2 separate regions of the Mus musculus genome follow, and region 2 is linked to region 1. A link is a loop called in an ENCODE intact Hi-C map of the cell type or tissue named here. Cell type or tissue: heart. All regions are shown on one strand.

The links. Peaks named below come from ENCODE experiments on the same cell type or tissue, not always from the same donor. Only the 100,000 strongest peaks of a DNase experiment are listed, where the experiment ranks them.
Region 2: it touches region 1 in a loop (6-fold over the local background); 15 of 42 quality-filtered maps call a loop at or near these places.

The regions. Positions count from the first base shown.
Region 1 is chr10:80,442,371-80,450,370 of GRCm38, forward strand. No RefSeq gene overlaps it. Among named protein-coding and RNA genes, the nearest start is that of Tcf3, 13 kb to the left of the region's middle. In heart, no CTCF peak of the experiment used is centred here; a DNase peak (open chromatin) is centred at 4,051; H3K4me3 peaks cover 362 bases; H3K27ac peaks cover 713 bases; H3K27me3 peaks cover 4,123 bases.
Region 2 is chr10:80,557,779-80,565,778 of GRCm38, forward strand. Rexo1 (REX1, RNA exonuclease 1) reads right to left here and starts at 3,782. Exons shown (of 15, transcript NM_025852.3): 1 at 3,486-3,782. The coding sequence starts at 3,642. In heart, a CTCF peak has its summit at 4,093 (motif pointing left); DNase peaks (open chromatin) are centred at 1,903 and 4,023; H3K4me3 peaks cover 2,670 bases; H3K27ac peaks cover 3,116 bases.

The DNA of each region.
Region 1 (8,000 bases):
ATGGGACCTCTTACAGAACACAGAGCTCCCCAGTTCCACTAGGCTGAGTGGCTAGGAAGTCCCTGGGGACCTTCCAGCCCTATCTCCAGGTGTGCAAAGCCATACTCATCCCTTTATGTGGATTTGGTGGTTTAAACTCAGATTCCTGCCTGTGTGGCAAATACTTTACTGATTGACCCCCTGTACTGGCTAGTTTTGTGTCAACTTGACACAGCTGGAGTTATCACAGAGAAAGGAGCTTCAGTTGAGGAAATGCCTCCATGAGATCCTACTGTAAGGCATTTTCTCAATTAGTGATCAAGAGGGAAAGGCCCCTTGTGGGTGGGACCATCCCTGGGCTGGTAGTCTTGGTTCTATACAAGAGCAAGCTGAGCAAGCCAAGGGAAGCAAGCCAGTAAAGAACATCCCTCCATGGCCTCTGCATCAGCTCCTGCTTCCTGACCTGCTTGAGTTCCAGTCCTGACTTCCTTTGGTGATGAACAGCAGTGTGAATAGCGTAAGCTGAATAAACCCTTTCCTCCCCAACTTGCTTCTTGGTCATGATGTTTGTGCAGGAATAGAAACCCTGACTAAGACACCCCCCCACCTTCCTCCCCACTTTGGGAGGGGGTGTTGGGGAGCAGGGTCTCACTATGTAGCCCAGGTTGGCCTGGAAGGCCATCTCCTCCAGCCACAGCTTCCCATGTGCTGGGGAGACAGATAGGCCACCATGTCCTTTAGACAGAGGAAGTAATACACTGATAGCCAAGTAGCAGGCTGTGGGAAGTCTCAAGGGCATCCTGAGTCTCAACTGTGGGGACTGGGGCCCCGCAGGTGTCTGGGGATTAAGGAGGGGCAGTCCCTGTGAGGAGCCTGGGAGTCTAGGGGGGTGCCCCTAGGGTCACAGAGGAGGAAGTGGGCTGCAAGAGCCAGGGCTCAGGAGACAGGAGAGATGTGCAGTGGCTGAGAGCACTGCTGTTCTTCCACTGGACTGGACTTCTGATGGCCGCATCTGTATCACAGCCCAGAGCCAACAGAGTTCAACTCCGGGTAATCCAGCACCCTTTTCTGGCCTCTGAGGACCTTGTGCACGTGTGGCCCCCACACAGACACATTAATATGATATTTGAATAACTAATCTTACAAAAAATGCTTGAAGGAGAGGCTGATTGCAGACCTGCACACCTCTGTCACCTCCTTATGTCCTGGCACTCGGGTTAGAGGACAGGGCTGTCCCTCTCCTTACCAGCCACAAATGGCCCCTGGGTAAAGCTCTGAGTTCCAGTCTAACACGTAAGCTCTGTGACATAGGCTGAGACAGGAGAATTGTCATGAGTTCTGGGCTGGGTTGGGCTACATACAGATTAAGACCCTGTTCCAAAATACCAAAGCTGAAGGCCAGGCATGATGCAAGGAGGAGGGTCAGGCATTCAAGGCTATCTTCCAAGGACACTGGATGCCCTGTCTCTGCTGATCACAGGACCTTTGCATTTGCCAACCCCAAAGTAACCCTGCCACGTCCCTTACCCCCTGGCCTGCACCATCTGCTGAGTTATCAGATTTTTTTTTTTTTTTTTTTTTTTTTTTTTTTTTGGTTTTTCGAGACAGGGTTTCTCTGTATAGCCCTGGCTGTCCTGGACCTCACTTTGTAGATCAGGCTGGCCTTGAACTCAGAAATCCACCTGCCTCTGCCTCCCGAGTGCTGGGATTAAAGGCGCGTGCCACCACGCCCAGCTAGATATTTTTTAAAAGTTTACTACAGTTAATCCATGTGTGTATGTGTGAGCTCACATGTGCCATGGACACACAAGAATTAGATTTTTCCTCATACCAGGTATTTCTAGGAATCAAACTCAGGTCATCAGACTTGGAAGCAAGCCCCTTTCCCCGCTGAGCCCTCTCAGTGGTCCTCATTAGCTGATTTTACTCCACACCTCGTGAGGTGACCTGCAGACCCTTGGTGGCCCCTGTGCTCAGTTGGGGGAGAGGAGGAAGATGGATGTTTCCATTTCACTGATGAGGAGACAGAAGCTTCCCGGAGGAGTCTGAAGGCCCACACAACCCCTGCTTCTGGGCAGTGGACTTTGGGGTCCTGGGCAGGGAGGGCAGCAGCTGCAGGGGCTCAGAGTGGTGTGTGGTGCATGGCCTGCAGCAGCTGGGCCACCCACCCTCACCAGAAGGGGGAGGGGAACCGAGGCAGCAGCTGGTGGCTGGCACCAGGCCAGGTGGAGAGGGAATGGCCTCTGTAGAGCTCCCTACCACCCTGTAGGTTCAGGCTGGCCTTGAACTAGCTGTGTAGCCAAGGATAACCTTGAACTCATGATCTTCCTGCCTTTGTTTCTAGAGAACTGGGATGACGGGTGTTTAGCCCCCTCTGTGTGTCTGTGTGTCTGTCTTTATCCCACATCTCCCTTTGCTATCCTGTCTGTCTGTGTCTCTCTGTCTAGTCTGCTCTGGCCTCTGTGGCTTTATCCTGTCCATGCTCTGCTCTGTGTGGTTGACTGAGCCGGGCTGGCCTGAGGTGAAGGTCCCTCTCCTGGATGCAGACTGGCAACCTTGTGCAGCCTGCTCCAGGGAAGGCAGGAAGTTTTCTGGGCCCAGGGACAGGGTTGTTCCTATCTCATGGTTCCTGGCTGTTGGGGAGAATCGATCACACAGGGTCCCCTTTTTAGACATTACAAGCTGTGGTGAGGTTGGATCCTGTGGCCAGGTGAGGCCAGGCCAGAGCTGGACAGACACAGTGTCTCAGCTACCACTGGCCAAGCTGCCTGGGCTCCCACAGCAGGGGGTGAAGGGAGGGGGAGGGGCTGTCCCTCTAAAGCCCTCTAGGTGATCTACACCCCTCCATACAGAGACACCCTAACCTCATACAGACCCTCACTGTGGAAAAGTGGGGGTGGGGCCTCATTTGCATGTTTGCCTATCAGTCAGGGCAGCCGCAACTTTTGCTACTCATCACTGGGAACTGAGGGGGTGGGGCTGGCCATCCTCACTTGGCCTGGGGTGTAGCCTCAGATTCTGGGGTCTCTGGCCCTGAGAATTGTCCTGTTGGGAACCTTGGGAATAACTCCCCTCTGAGGCTCACAGGGGCCACTCTTCCCACCTTGACTTTGGGACATCCAATCAGCTCCCAGCATGGAAACCAACTTCTGAAGTTTTCTTCTTTCTTTCTCTTTCCTTCCTTCCTTCCTTCCTTCCTTCCTTCCTTCCTTCCTTCTCCTCCTCCTCCTCCTCCTCCTCCTCCTCCTCCTCCTCCTTTTGAAAGTTGAGAACCAGAGATCAGAATCCCAGAATCCATCTGAAACACCTTAAGGTCCTAGGTCCCCAAAATCCCACAAATGTCTCCACATCTTGAATTCAGGACAGAAGTCTCGGGCCCCTCAGCAGCCCAGCCTTGAGACCTGGAAGTTCAGCCTAGCCTTGGAGCACAGGGCCTTTGTATATGCCCCCAGACCTCAGCTATCTTTGGAAAGGTCCCTTTGGTGACCTTAGACCATTTAAAAACAGGCACAGAACTGTAAGGCCACATGCTTATGGTCACACAGACTCTAATCCAGACTGCTGGACTCCCAGGAGACTGGGAAGAAATGGAATGGGGTTCCTGGTCTTCCTGTGTGCACTTGTGCAGGAGACACCACCTAGTGGTATCTCTGTCTGTGGCTGTGTGTCACATACAGAGGGTTTATTTCAGATTACAATGTACAGTCTACCATGAGGTAAGTGAGGGCAGTAACTCAAAGTCGGAGCTGATGCAGAGCGGTGGAGGAGCCCTGCTCCCTGGCTTGCTCCCTGCGACTTGATCAGCCCAGAAGCGAGGGATGGGGGTGTCCTTTCTGTCTGCCCTGCCTTTGACCCCTTGCAGACCCTAATCTTGTTCCAGTTCTTTCCTGTTCTTAGTCCAATGAAACCATGGCAAACACTGTCCCCTAGAAGGGACGTGAGAGGCAGCACTGGGACCCCCGTCCCAAGTTTTCCAGAATGGGGCGGCAGTTCAGCATCTGTCCACTAGATGGCGGACGACGCTCAGAAACGCTCCAGAGTGCACAGCGCGCTGTTCGGTGTGCGCAAGCGCAGTTCGTAAGTGTACCCAAAGGCACCTGTGCAAAGGCACCTGTAGGCACCGAGCTCAGCTCACGTGTTCATATACTTCGTGCATGTCACAAGCGACGTCCACGCCGATCCACCCCTACCGAGAGAATCTTAACAGGCTTGTTCTTATACAGCATGTTGGTGCGTGAATACTCATGTTGGGCACATTAGTGTCCCAGAGTCTCACTTCCATGCATAAGACCCCCATGTCATCTGTTCTGGGCGATCCTTATGCTGGGAACGATGTTGTGTGAATAGTAGGTTCTCATGGACTGACTGGATGGACTGACCGGCTGCAGCAGGCACATCGACAGCTCCAGGATCCCACCACCCCCACCCCCATATTCCCATGGCTTTTGCCTCAGCTCATAACCTCGAAGAGGAACATAGTTCATGCCTCAGTTTATCTGTGTTGTCCCAATTTCCACCTTTGTGAAGCTTCCTCCATGTGAGGCCTGTCACTGCTGGGAAGCCAGATTCATGCCTGGAGTGTCCCCTTTGTTTTGTTTGTTTGTTTGTTTGTTTGGAGTGGTTGTTTTGTTTTGTTTTTTTCGAGACAGGGCTTCTCTTTATAGCCCTGGCTGTCCTGGAACTCACTCTGTAGACCAGGCTGGCCTCGAACTCAGAAATTCGCCTGCCTCTGCCTCCCAAGTGCTGGGATTAAAGGCGTGTGCCACCACGCCTGGCTGAGTGTCTCCTTTGTATCTAAAGTCAGACACCCAGTAAACTATTCAGATACCTAACTCATTACAGGCTGTATAACGGAGCGTCCCCCTCCCGCCCCCGCGGCGCCTTAGTTCCACATGTTTTTCACCAGGGAACTTCTGCCAACCAGAGATCAGTTTTGGAACCAGAGGAGTGGGCTCTTGGCTATGCAGCAAGCTGAGCTGCTGTTCATCCCGCAGGGTCCTGGGACATTGGCCTTCCATGTAGAATGCCCTGCTTGGTCGACCCTGCAGACAGGAGTTTATCTGTGACTGGCCAGCGGATCTCCAGGTGTGCACCAGTGGCCATTCCTGGAGTCTTCAGGGGTGCACAGGCAGGAAGCTGTCCAGATTCTCTGATGTGGGTCCTGCCTTTTCTGGTCACCCTCTCTTCCTCCCGCTCATGTCTGTCGTCACCCATGGTGACCATAGGCCATCTCCTTGGCAACAGCAGCCACCAGGTCAGCTGTATCATCGACCACAGCTCACCCTTGCAGTCCCTACACTGGACACAGAAGGTGGTCAGGTGGAGGATCAGCTAGGGTGTCAGGGAGGACCTGTAGGATCAGGTCAGGAGCCTTAGGCAGCCCCTGGAGTATGTCGGAGCAGAGTCGGTGGGCGCCTGCATATCAGTGGCTCTCCTTAGGCCTCCGTTTCCCCATACACCCAGCCTCTGTGATCTCTAGACTCTGCTCCAGACCTGGCCACTTGCTATGTGGACAGTGGCTGGCTGGAGGGAGGCTCAGCCTTAATCCCAGTTGCTGGCCACTAAGCCAGGTCAGGGGGGTCAATGGCTTCCAGTGACCCGCAGGCCCATTGTGTATCCCCTGAGCAGTCAGCATGGCTGTCTTCTTGACAGTCCCATCGCTGTGATCTCTTGAGAGCCAACCACAGATGCTTCTAGAAAAATCCACCAAGATTTCACCATTGCTGTTCCTGAGCAGGCTACCATTTGCATTTCTGGAAGGTTCTGTCAGCCTAGCTCAGAGGCAGCTTTCCTTCTTTGCTTCCTGCGTATTCCACACCTGCTGACCCCAGGAGCGCCCACCTCTGCATCTCCAGACAGCTGGTCACTCCAGGGACCAAGACAGAGGTGCAAGTGTGGAGGGCTTTATGGAGGGGACTCTGGCTCCTGCTGGTCCCTGGTATGGGAAGCTGAGAGGGGACTGGGTCAGGAGGCATATAGGGCTGGCCTTTTCCCAATAAATGCATTTGAATAAACCCTGGGATAGGGGTTGGGGATGAGGGTCTGCCCAGGAGGAAGGGTAGGGAGGGCAGAAGGCAGGCAGGCTACACAAGAGGGCACAAGCCAATGTCCACCATCTTTCCTCAGTTTCCCTCCTTGGGCAAGCCCATAGATGGAGTCCTATAGGCACCAACATTTCTGATAGGTCAGGCCTCTGGCTTGGGGCCACACAGCAAGCGGGTGGGGGCCATGGAGGACAGTTTTTGCTGAATAAAGCTGAGGGAATGGGCCCCAATGTCCAGGCAGGCTGCTGGCCCTTTAAGAGCCTCATTTTGGCGCTGCCTGGGGGTTATTGATCGGGAGCCTTGGAAACAAGATTAGATTATTGGGCTGAGAACGGCAGCCTGGGGGCCTGGGAAGGGGGAGGGCTTCTTGTAAATGGCTACAGGGGTACTAGAGGCTCATTCCTGGTGGGGGTGGCTCTCTAGATCCCATGTTCCCTGGGTCCTAGGGAGGGTGTTACAAATTTGCAAACTGAGGCAGAGTGGCTGCATCTGTTAATGCGTGCCTTTGCTGAGTACTTAGTCTGTGTGGTGAGGCCAGGATATTACAGCAATCCTTGCATAATTGTGTGGTCCCAGAGCACTGCAGGGATGGGATGCACTTCAGAACAGTCTCCATCCTCAGTGTGTGCCTGGGATGGAAGAAACTAATCCCATTTCACAGGAAGGGAAACTGAGGCCCTTAAGGGAGGTTGTTGGTCTCCAAACACTCACTGCCTAGGTGAGATGGCCAGAAGGCCCTGTATACAGCAGGAGCCCAATAAATGCACAGCTGGATTAGAAGTACAGGCCCCACTTTGGGTGCCCCGCCTCTGGGTATGAGGAGAACCCTGTGTTCTTCCACAATTTCTAAGGTTCCTAGTCCACCCGGAGGCAGAACCTTACCAGTCCCTCACGGATTTCTTCCTAGGGTCCCTGATGCTTTGTCGCCAGCCAAGGAGCTGAGTTGCCTTCACCTGCCCCTCAGGGGTCCATCACTGTGTCCCCTTCAGACAAGGGACTGACCAAGGATGGGGGGGGGGCACAGAGAGAGCTCAGGAGACATCAGGTTCCCTGTGAGCAGCCAGCAGCCTCTATGCTGGCTTCTGTTCATCTGGAAGGAGTCTAAAGACAAACACCTGTCTGTCCAGGGTGGGGAAACAGAGGCCCCCACAGATGGAGGATGGAAGCCTTCAATTTATTTTTGTGTATTTTTGTAACAAAGTCTCATGTAGTCCAGGCCACCTTAAACTCCAGATCCTCCTGCCTCCACCTCCCAGTATTGGAATGACAGGGGTGAATCTCCAGGACTGGTTTCTGTGATGACTGGGGGTGGGGGGTGGGGGGGAGACAGGGTTTTGTTCAGGCTAAGCAAACAGGAAACAGGTCCTCTGCTGGTTAAGCCCAAACCCCGGCTCTAGCCACACCTCTATCTTTTTTCTTTCTGTTTTTTCTTCTCTCTCTCTCTCTCTTTTTTTTTAAAGATTTATTTATTTTATGTGCATGAATAGAATACACTGTAGCTTCAGACACCCCAGAAGAGGGCATCAGATACCATTGCAGATGGTTGTGAGCCACCATGTGGTTGCTGGGAATTAAACTCAGGACCTCTAGAAGAGCAGTCAGTGCTCTTAACCACTGAGCCATCTCTCCAGCCCCTCTTTCTGGATTTTCAAGATAGGGTTTCTCTGTGTAGCCCTGGCTGTTCTGGAACTCACTCTGTAGACCAGGCTGGCCACAAATTTGCCTCTGCCTACTGAGTGCTGGGGTTAAGGGTGTGTGCCTCCACTACCCACTACCCCTATCTATTTTTAGATCATTCACAGGATCCATGTCCAGTGGACCCCCTCCCCCCCAGGCAAGCGACCAGAGAGGGTGTCATTTAAACAGCAGAAGAGACAGGCAGGCTGCGGGAAGGCCTGAACACCCCAGGACAGCTGTGCTTTGTGAGGGCTTCCTGGAAAGGGTTTTAATATTAATTAATTAATTAATTAATTAATT
Region 2 (8,000 bases), 120 kb after region 1:
TCCAGAGGCCCTCAAGGCTCAGAAGGAACTTGGCCACAGCCACTTTCTCGCCCCACCCCCCACTCTCTGCCCTAGGAACACCCTCCTTTACCTGACAAAGCCTGTTCCTTCTAAGAAGCTCCACAGCTTCTGTTCTGGACTTGCCCTTAGCACCAAACTGTCCACAGGGAAATATGGGAACACCTCTGGCTGGGCGTGTGTGGAGCCACTCACACTTCACTCCTGGCTGCCACCCACACAACATTGCTGGGGGTCTCAGATGGAGGTTCCAAGGCCCTGAAGACATGGCAAGGGTGGGGGTGGGGTTAGCTCTCTGGCTCAGACACCCTGATTTCTCATTTCTGCTCCTCTCATACATACCCCTCCCTTGACAGGGACAGTAGCTGTGTTGGGGCCCGGGCTTCGTGTACACCAGCCAATAGGAATCCAGAGAGAAACCCAAGGCCCAGTCTTGCCACTCACAGGGGCTACCACCGAGGAATCACCTCCTATGCCCATAGCTCTAACCTCCCTCACTGGTATCAGTGAACAAACTTCCTTTGTCCCTCAGCCTGTCTTCCTCCATAGCACTCAGCATCTCAACAGGGTAACTATGTATCCCAGCTGAGAAAAGGTGGCTAGCTTCTGTTGCAGCTCTGAGCCACTGGAGACCAGTCACATAAGGGTTTGCTTTCCTGTGGGTACAAAGGCCATGGAGGGCTACTCCAGGGAGCCCAAGGGATGCCACCAAGGCTGAGCCACAGGTGTAGGGACTTTATCCTAATCCAGAGCAGCCCAGGCCCAGGCCTCCTCAGAGGAGCACTGAGGAGAGGACAGAAGAATCCCCAGAGCAGGAAGAGCAGGACTGGACATCATGTCTAGGACACCAGGAGATGCCACGAGGAACGGAGCACCATTCCCTGAGGACTGTCAGACACACAGAGAAGCACCAGACCCCAAACATGACCTTCTGGGGAACCAAGTAACCAGCTGTGGCGCAAGACAGCACAGGAAGAACAACGTGAGAGGAAAGGTGAGGACCAAGCACTGCTCAGGGATGGCACAGTACCGGGGACAGCACTGCTCAGGGATGGCACAGTACCAGGTACAGCACTGCTCAGGGATGGCACAGTACCAGGTACAGCACTGCTCAGGGATGGCACAGTACCAGGTACAGCACTGCTCAGGGATGGCACAGTACCAGGTACAGCACTGCTCAGGGATGGCACAGTACCAGGTACAACACTGTTCAGGGATGGCACAGTACCGGGTACAGCACTGGGATGGCACAGTATTGGGTCCAGCACTGGGCACAGCAGAAGACAGCTTCCATCCCCAATCCACAAAAAGGAAGTAAACTTTAAAAGCCAGGATGTCAACTTAGTGGTGGGGGTGCACACCACTGATCCTAGTGCTCTGGAGACAGAGGCAGGAGGATCTCTGTGAGTTCAAGGCCAGCCTGGTCTACAGAGTGAGTCCAGGACAGTCAGGGGTACACAGAGACCCTGTCTCAAAAAACAAAACAAAATCCCACAAAACAACAAAAGGGTGAAAGAGATGGCTCAGGGGTTAAGAGCACTGGTTGCTTTTGCCACGGTCAGAACTCCATCCGTAACACTAATGGCTGAAGGCATACAACTACTTGGAAATTCAGACCTAGGAATCCAATGTCCCCCTCTGGCCTCTGCAGACACACCGAGTTGGACACCCATACAGGCATAAGTCTATAGGAAACGAAAGGCACTGCATGTCACCAAGCTGGGCACTGCAGCCTGAGAGGTCGCCTATGCCAGGCACTCAGGGCCCACCCTGCAGTGAAATCTGCCAAGCTATGCCCCTCCTCTTCCCAAGCACCTGGGCTGAGTCCCCGGCTGACCCGGCAAGGACAATGGCGGCCAGGTGTGGAGCCTGACCACCACACACAGAGTTGTCAAAGGGCCACTTGCAGTGCAGGTGTCCTAGGCCAATGTATGTGTGAGGATGGGGACCCAACAACAAGAGATGTGGCAGGTCATGCCTGGCCCTCAAACTCTCAGAGGGCAGAGGCAGGAAGATCACCTCAAGTTCGAGGCCAGCCTGGGCTACACAGTGAACCTATCTATCCATTTAAATGCTCGATATATATATATATGTATATATATATATACACACACACACACACATATATATATACCATTATTTAAATAAAAGACAACAGCTTGAGAGAGAGTGGTCTAAAATAAACCTGGGACCTGGGGGTGGAGTCAGTGGTGAAGTTCACCAAGCCATTTCTAAGGAACAGAGGCCACCAGAGGGGACTAAACGGTACTCTAGTCAACAATGCCCTGTCTCTCTTTTAGAGATGACCACATATGTAACCCAGGCTGGCCTTAAACTCAAAGAGATTCACCTGCCTCTACCTCCTAAATGCTGAAATTAAAGGCATGCACCACCATACCTGGGTGCCATGCCACTTTTTAAAGGTTTTTGTTTTTAATTTCATCCACATGAGAGTTTGCCTGGGTGATTGCATTTGCACCACACATGGCTGGTGCCTTGGAACTGGGTTTACAAACCAGCCATGTGGCTGCTGGTAACCCAATCCAGGGCCTCTGCAACAGTAGCAAGCGTGGCCCCCACCCCTCAGACAGGGACTCACTGGCTATGGATTTCTGGAACAAGGCTTCCTATATAGACCAGGCTGGACTCAAACTCAGAGGTCCACCCGGCAATGCCTCTAGAGAAACGGGACTAAAAGTGTGCACGCAGCAGGCCCAGCCCAAAACAGAAAGTGCTCTTAAATCGGAGCCATCTCTCTAGGCTCTCCAATGTCTTCTTTAAATGCAATTGGAATCCTAAGGGTCCGGTTAGGGCCATCCCAGAACCTAGGAGGTTGCAGCTTCAGGGTCCTGGGTCCAAAACTAGCCTGGCCTACAACAGTAAAAACAAACAAAAGACAAATAACAAAACCTTAATGTCTTTTCTCTAATACAATACTTCCTACACACTGCCTGATCCCTGAGGCCTTCTTCAAAATGTCATCACACTAATTGCGACATGCTCCCTGCCAAGCTCAAAGTCCACACCCGTTCAAGGCAAGGGGGTTTTCCGCTCGACAAACAGCAGGTGCCCCTATGGCCTTGTGCATCCAACTACTGGAGACAGTGGGGGGGGGGGGGGGACTCATCCCAGGAAACTGTCGCGTTCGTAAACAAGGTATGCCACAAGCGCACAGGGTGGCGTGCGTGGTGACGGGAGGGAATGATATATCGTTCGGAACAAGGTGGACAGAATAAGAACCGGAGGAGTTGCACCAAGTCCCCTAGCTTGGGGACGGGGATGCACGGTCTCTCGCTCCGTCGTGACCGTCTTTATGCTTTAATGACCAGAGAGGTCTAGACATTTGCACAGCATCGCGATGGCAGCTAGGAGAGGGACAGCAATCTGACAGTGCGCGGTCTGGCTGAGCAAGGGAAACATGTAGCACGGGCGGGCTGTGGGACCCAGGGCGGTCCTATGGGCTTTACCTGATGCAGGAGATGCTGCGCCGCCGCTACCGGGAGCGCCGGGACCCCGAGCTCCGCGGTGCCGGAAGTGGCAGTAGGGCCGCCGGCAAGGCCCCCCGGGAGCTCCCGCCCAGTATGGGCAGTCGATGGAGCGGAAGAAGCCGGTAGAACGTAGCATGGTCCGTTCCGCAGCGGGGCCCCGGCCCGGAGATACCCGGGACCCCGGGACCCCTCCTCACACTCGCCCCGGAGGCTTCCGCTCGCGCTTTTCGGACCCCGCCGACGCCGCCATCTTGCCCCGAGGCCCCCAGAGGCCCCCGGGACGCTGTCGCTAGGGACGCCGGGAAGGGCTGACTGAAGTGCGCCTGCTTACAATGTCGTCTCCCGCGGAACTGTAGCCGTCGGAAGACCCGAAGCTTAGGACAAGAGAAGCTTTAAAGAACGCGTGATTATATGCTTCTGGTCCTGAGAACCTTCCGGCACCGGACTTTCGCGGGTGCAGCTTCGCAATCTTGAGCCTCAAGCCCCTGAGAAGCCTGGGCTGTCCAGAGTGCGCCTGGCTGGAAATGCACCGCGAGTCTCCGCTGTAATCTTTGGCTATATAAGGCCGTCGTGCGCCCCCCGGAGGACGAGGAGAGCTTCACGGCCAGGGTTTTTGTTTGATTTAGGATTTACTTTCTAATTCTATGTATGTGCAACATGAGTGTTTCTGATTCTCGCTGAAGTCAGAAAAGGGCTTTGGATACCCAGAAATTGGAGCTACTCATGGTTATGAACGGTCATGTGAGTACTGGGAACCGAACCCAAGTCTCCAATTGCTGTAAGTGCTCTTCACCACTGAGCCAACTCTCTAGCCAGGGTCTTAATTGGCTGAGGTGCCTATCCTGAGAAACCTACCTAATTGATGCTCAAATAGTCACCTAACCACGAGGGGTATCAGTGGGGCATTTCTTTTTTCTTTTTGCCGTGCCTAGATACATACACTAGACAAGGGCACTCCAACTAAGCTACACTCTGGAAATATATTTGATTTTTTTTTTTTTGTTTTTTTGTTTTTTTGTTTTTGCTTTGTTCTGGGGTGTTTGGAGGGAGGCGACACTGTGCACCCGCATGCAGAGGTTAGAGGAGCATACAGCTTCCCACCCCTTTGTTTAGTCTTCCATTTTCTTTCCTTTAAGACAGGCTTCTTCACTGAAGTACTTCAGCTGGGCAGGCTGGCTAGCAAGCTCCCAGCATCTGCTTGCCTCCACCCCAAAGCCTAGGGTGGCACTCACCTGGTCATACCCAGCTTTAAATGGGTGCTGGGGATTAGAACTCAGGTCCTGAGACCTGTGCACAGCTTTCTAACCCACTGAGCCCTCTCCCCAACCGCTTTTCTGTTTTGCTTTTGATTGAGGTAAGGTCTCATGTAACACAGACTGGATGGACTTGCCCATTACACAGTGCTGGAGATGAAACGCAAAGCCTTGTGCTTGCTAGACAGTTACTCCAGTCACTGAGCAACATCCCCAGAACCCCTCTTTCTGTTTGTCTGGACAGGGTCTGGCACTGTAGCCTAGACTGATCTTGGACTTCTGACAGTTTTCCTAAATGCTAAGATTACAGGCCTGAGTCACCATGGCCGCCTGCTTTTTAAATTTTTAATCAATTTATTTGGTGTTTATTTTAAAAGATTCTCCTTCTGCACTCCAGGCTCATCTCATTTTCAAATCTATAAAATCCATCTGCCTCAGCCTCTGGGATCCTAGGATTACAGACTTGAGCCAACACATGCAATTTTGGAAGGGTATTCTACCAGCATTTAACAATTCTCACAGAGAGAAGTCACCTGGATAAGCACTGGTGCATGACGAACATATGACATAGGCCCTGGGTTATTACACAGCCTCAAAAGCAATTCTGGTGGTGTACACCTATAGTCTCAGTCCAGTGGAGGTCGAGGTGGGAGCACACCTGTAATCTCAGTACAGTGGAGACAGAGGTGGGAACACACCTATAGTCTCAGTACAGTGGAGACAGAGGTGGGAACACACCTATAGTCTCAGTACAGTGGAAATAGAGGTGAGAGATTGACTCAGATCATTCTCAGTTACACAGAGAACTCAGGGCCAACCTGGGTTACCTGGAAACTGGTATTTTAAAATAAATAAAAGCTGGTTTTGTTTTGTTTTTCTGGGGTTTTTTTTGTTTGTTTGTTTTGTTTTGTTTTTTCAAGACAGGGTTTCTCTGTATCACCCTGGCTGTCCTGGAACTCACTCTAGACCAGGCTGGCCTCGAACTCAGAAACCTGCCTGCCTCTGCCTCCCAAGTGCTGGGATTAAAGGCGTGTGCTACCACACCTGGCTTGTTTGTTTTTCTGAGACACAGTTTCTCTGTGTGGCCCTAGATATCCTGGAACTCACTCTGTAGACCAGGCTGGCCTAAACCTCACAAAGACCTGCCTGCCTCTGCCTCTTGTGTGACAGGACTGTAGTCGTGCCACACCACCACCCACCAATAAAGATGTTTTTCAACATCTCTGGACTCCCTCAGCTTCCCACTCCCCAGGACATTGTTGGAATCACTGGAGCCAGAGCGTCAGATTGGGAGCTATGGAGATGGATGGTGGAAGCTGAAGCATAGCCTTCGAATGAGCTTCATGGTGCTGAGCTATACATGGAAATGAGGTTTAAGTGCACTTTCATATTCTGTGTGCCTTTATACAACTATTATCAACAACTGAAGGGGGCGGTGACAGGGCAGCTGTAATTTGGGGTCCAAAAGCAGGAGCTGTAGGTGACCCCAAGGCAGGGTCCCTCTATAGAAATACAGTCAGCCTAGCAGCAGGGCACCAAGATCAGCAAGAGGTGTTCCAGATGTGGCCTTTTCCCAACAAAGTTATTTGGCAAAGAGCCTGAAACAGTACAGAGATTGCTTCTCACGCACGGTAGAAGAGCAAAGGGAGCCGACCCAGGCATGGTTACTTCTCAGTACTGTCACATATAACTCAGCCTCTGCGAATATAGTTATCAGGATAATGTATGTCTCATCTCCGACCTCTGTCAGACCAGAGGTCCAGAGCTGGTGTCCCGGCAAGACAACCTGCAGCACAGCACCTGTCTGCTCACTCACCCGGGAGTTCGAAAGAAAGATCCAAATCTTTCTGCATCTGGCGCTGTTGTCCAACTCATCACTGCTGAATGATGGTGGCTTGACATGTGTTTTCCTTTTCTTGGCCTTGAACTCAACCATCTTACCTGGCCTCCTGAGTAGCTGAGAATGACAGACCCCCTAGGCTATTATGTTTGGGGTTTTGTTGGTTTTTTATCGGTAGGCTGCTGTGAACATTCTAAGCAGTGAAAATGATGTTGAACCTCTGATCCTTGTGGCTCCACCTCCCCAGCCCTGCCGTGCCCACCTTAGCCACACTTATGATCATGAAGAGAAACATAGGCAGAGGAAGGAACAATACAGCGCTTCCAGAACAAGTTGGGCTTGTTTCTTGTTTGTTGGTTTTGTTTTGTTTTTGGGAGGAGGTTGGAATCCTAGGCGGGGATCCAACCTGACCATGCCCCCAATTCCTCACTAGGGGCCTGTAAGGGGGTTGTTCTGCCACACTCTTCTCAGAAGGATCTCTGAAATAAGCTCAGAAATGGAGATGGGAGACCACAGAGCTGGCCAAGTACCTTTAGGTGCTTACCAACAAAGATAAAAAGCACACCACTAGCCGGGCAGTGGTGGAGCACGCCTTTGATCCCAGCACTCGGGAGGCAGAGGCAGGCGGATCTCTGAGTTCGAGGCCAGCCTGGTCTACAGAGTGAGTTCCAGGACAGCCAGGGCTATACAGAAAAACCCTGTCCTCGAAAAACGAGAAAAAAAAAAAAAAAAAAAAAGCACACAGCCACCCAGGAACTTAAATATGCGTGTTCATATCAGCACTAATCACAGAAGCCAATTTTAAATTCAATTCACAATCTGTGCATTGACAAATGAATGATGAACACGGGAGTCTTGCTCAGTCCTAAACTGAAGAATGGCTGTGACACATGACAATATAGAGTGGTTGCCAACACCTTACTGAGACCCTTTAATACATGTAGTTACTCATGTGGTGACACCAGCCATTAAAGTCTTTCATTGCTACTTTGTAACAGTAACTTTGCTACTGTTATGAATCGTAATGTAAATCTGTCTTAGTGACCCATGTGAAAGGGCTGTTGGACTCCCAAAGGAGTCGAGACCACTCACTGGTGTGGAGATGTTTGGTGAGAGAACCAACACAAAAGGCCAAGGGAGTAAGGGACTCCACAGAAAACATCCAGAACTTGGGGTGCAGACTTAAGAATGATGGCTAGGAAGGGGAGGGTACAGCTTATGGAGTAAGAGCTTATTTAGGCATAAAAGAATGTTCTGGAATTAGTCGGGGCAATAAAGCAGAAAAAGGCAAGAGTATGTAGTTGGTGCATATAGTGTGTGTGTGGGGGGGAGCAGCTCCTTCTAGAATCCCTCAGTGAGGCGGTGGGGGCGTGGCCAGCAGTTGAGACCCTCTTTAATATA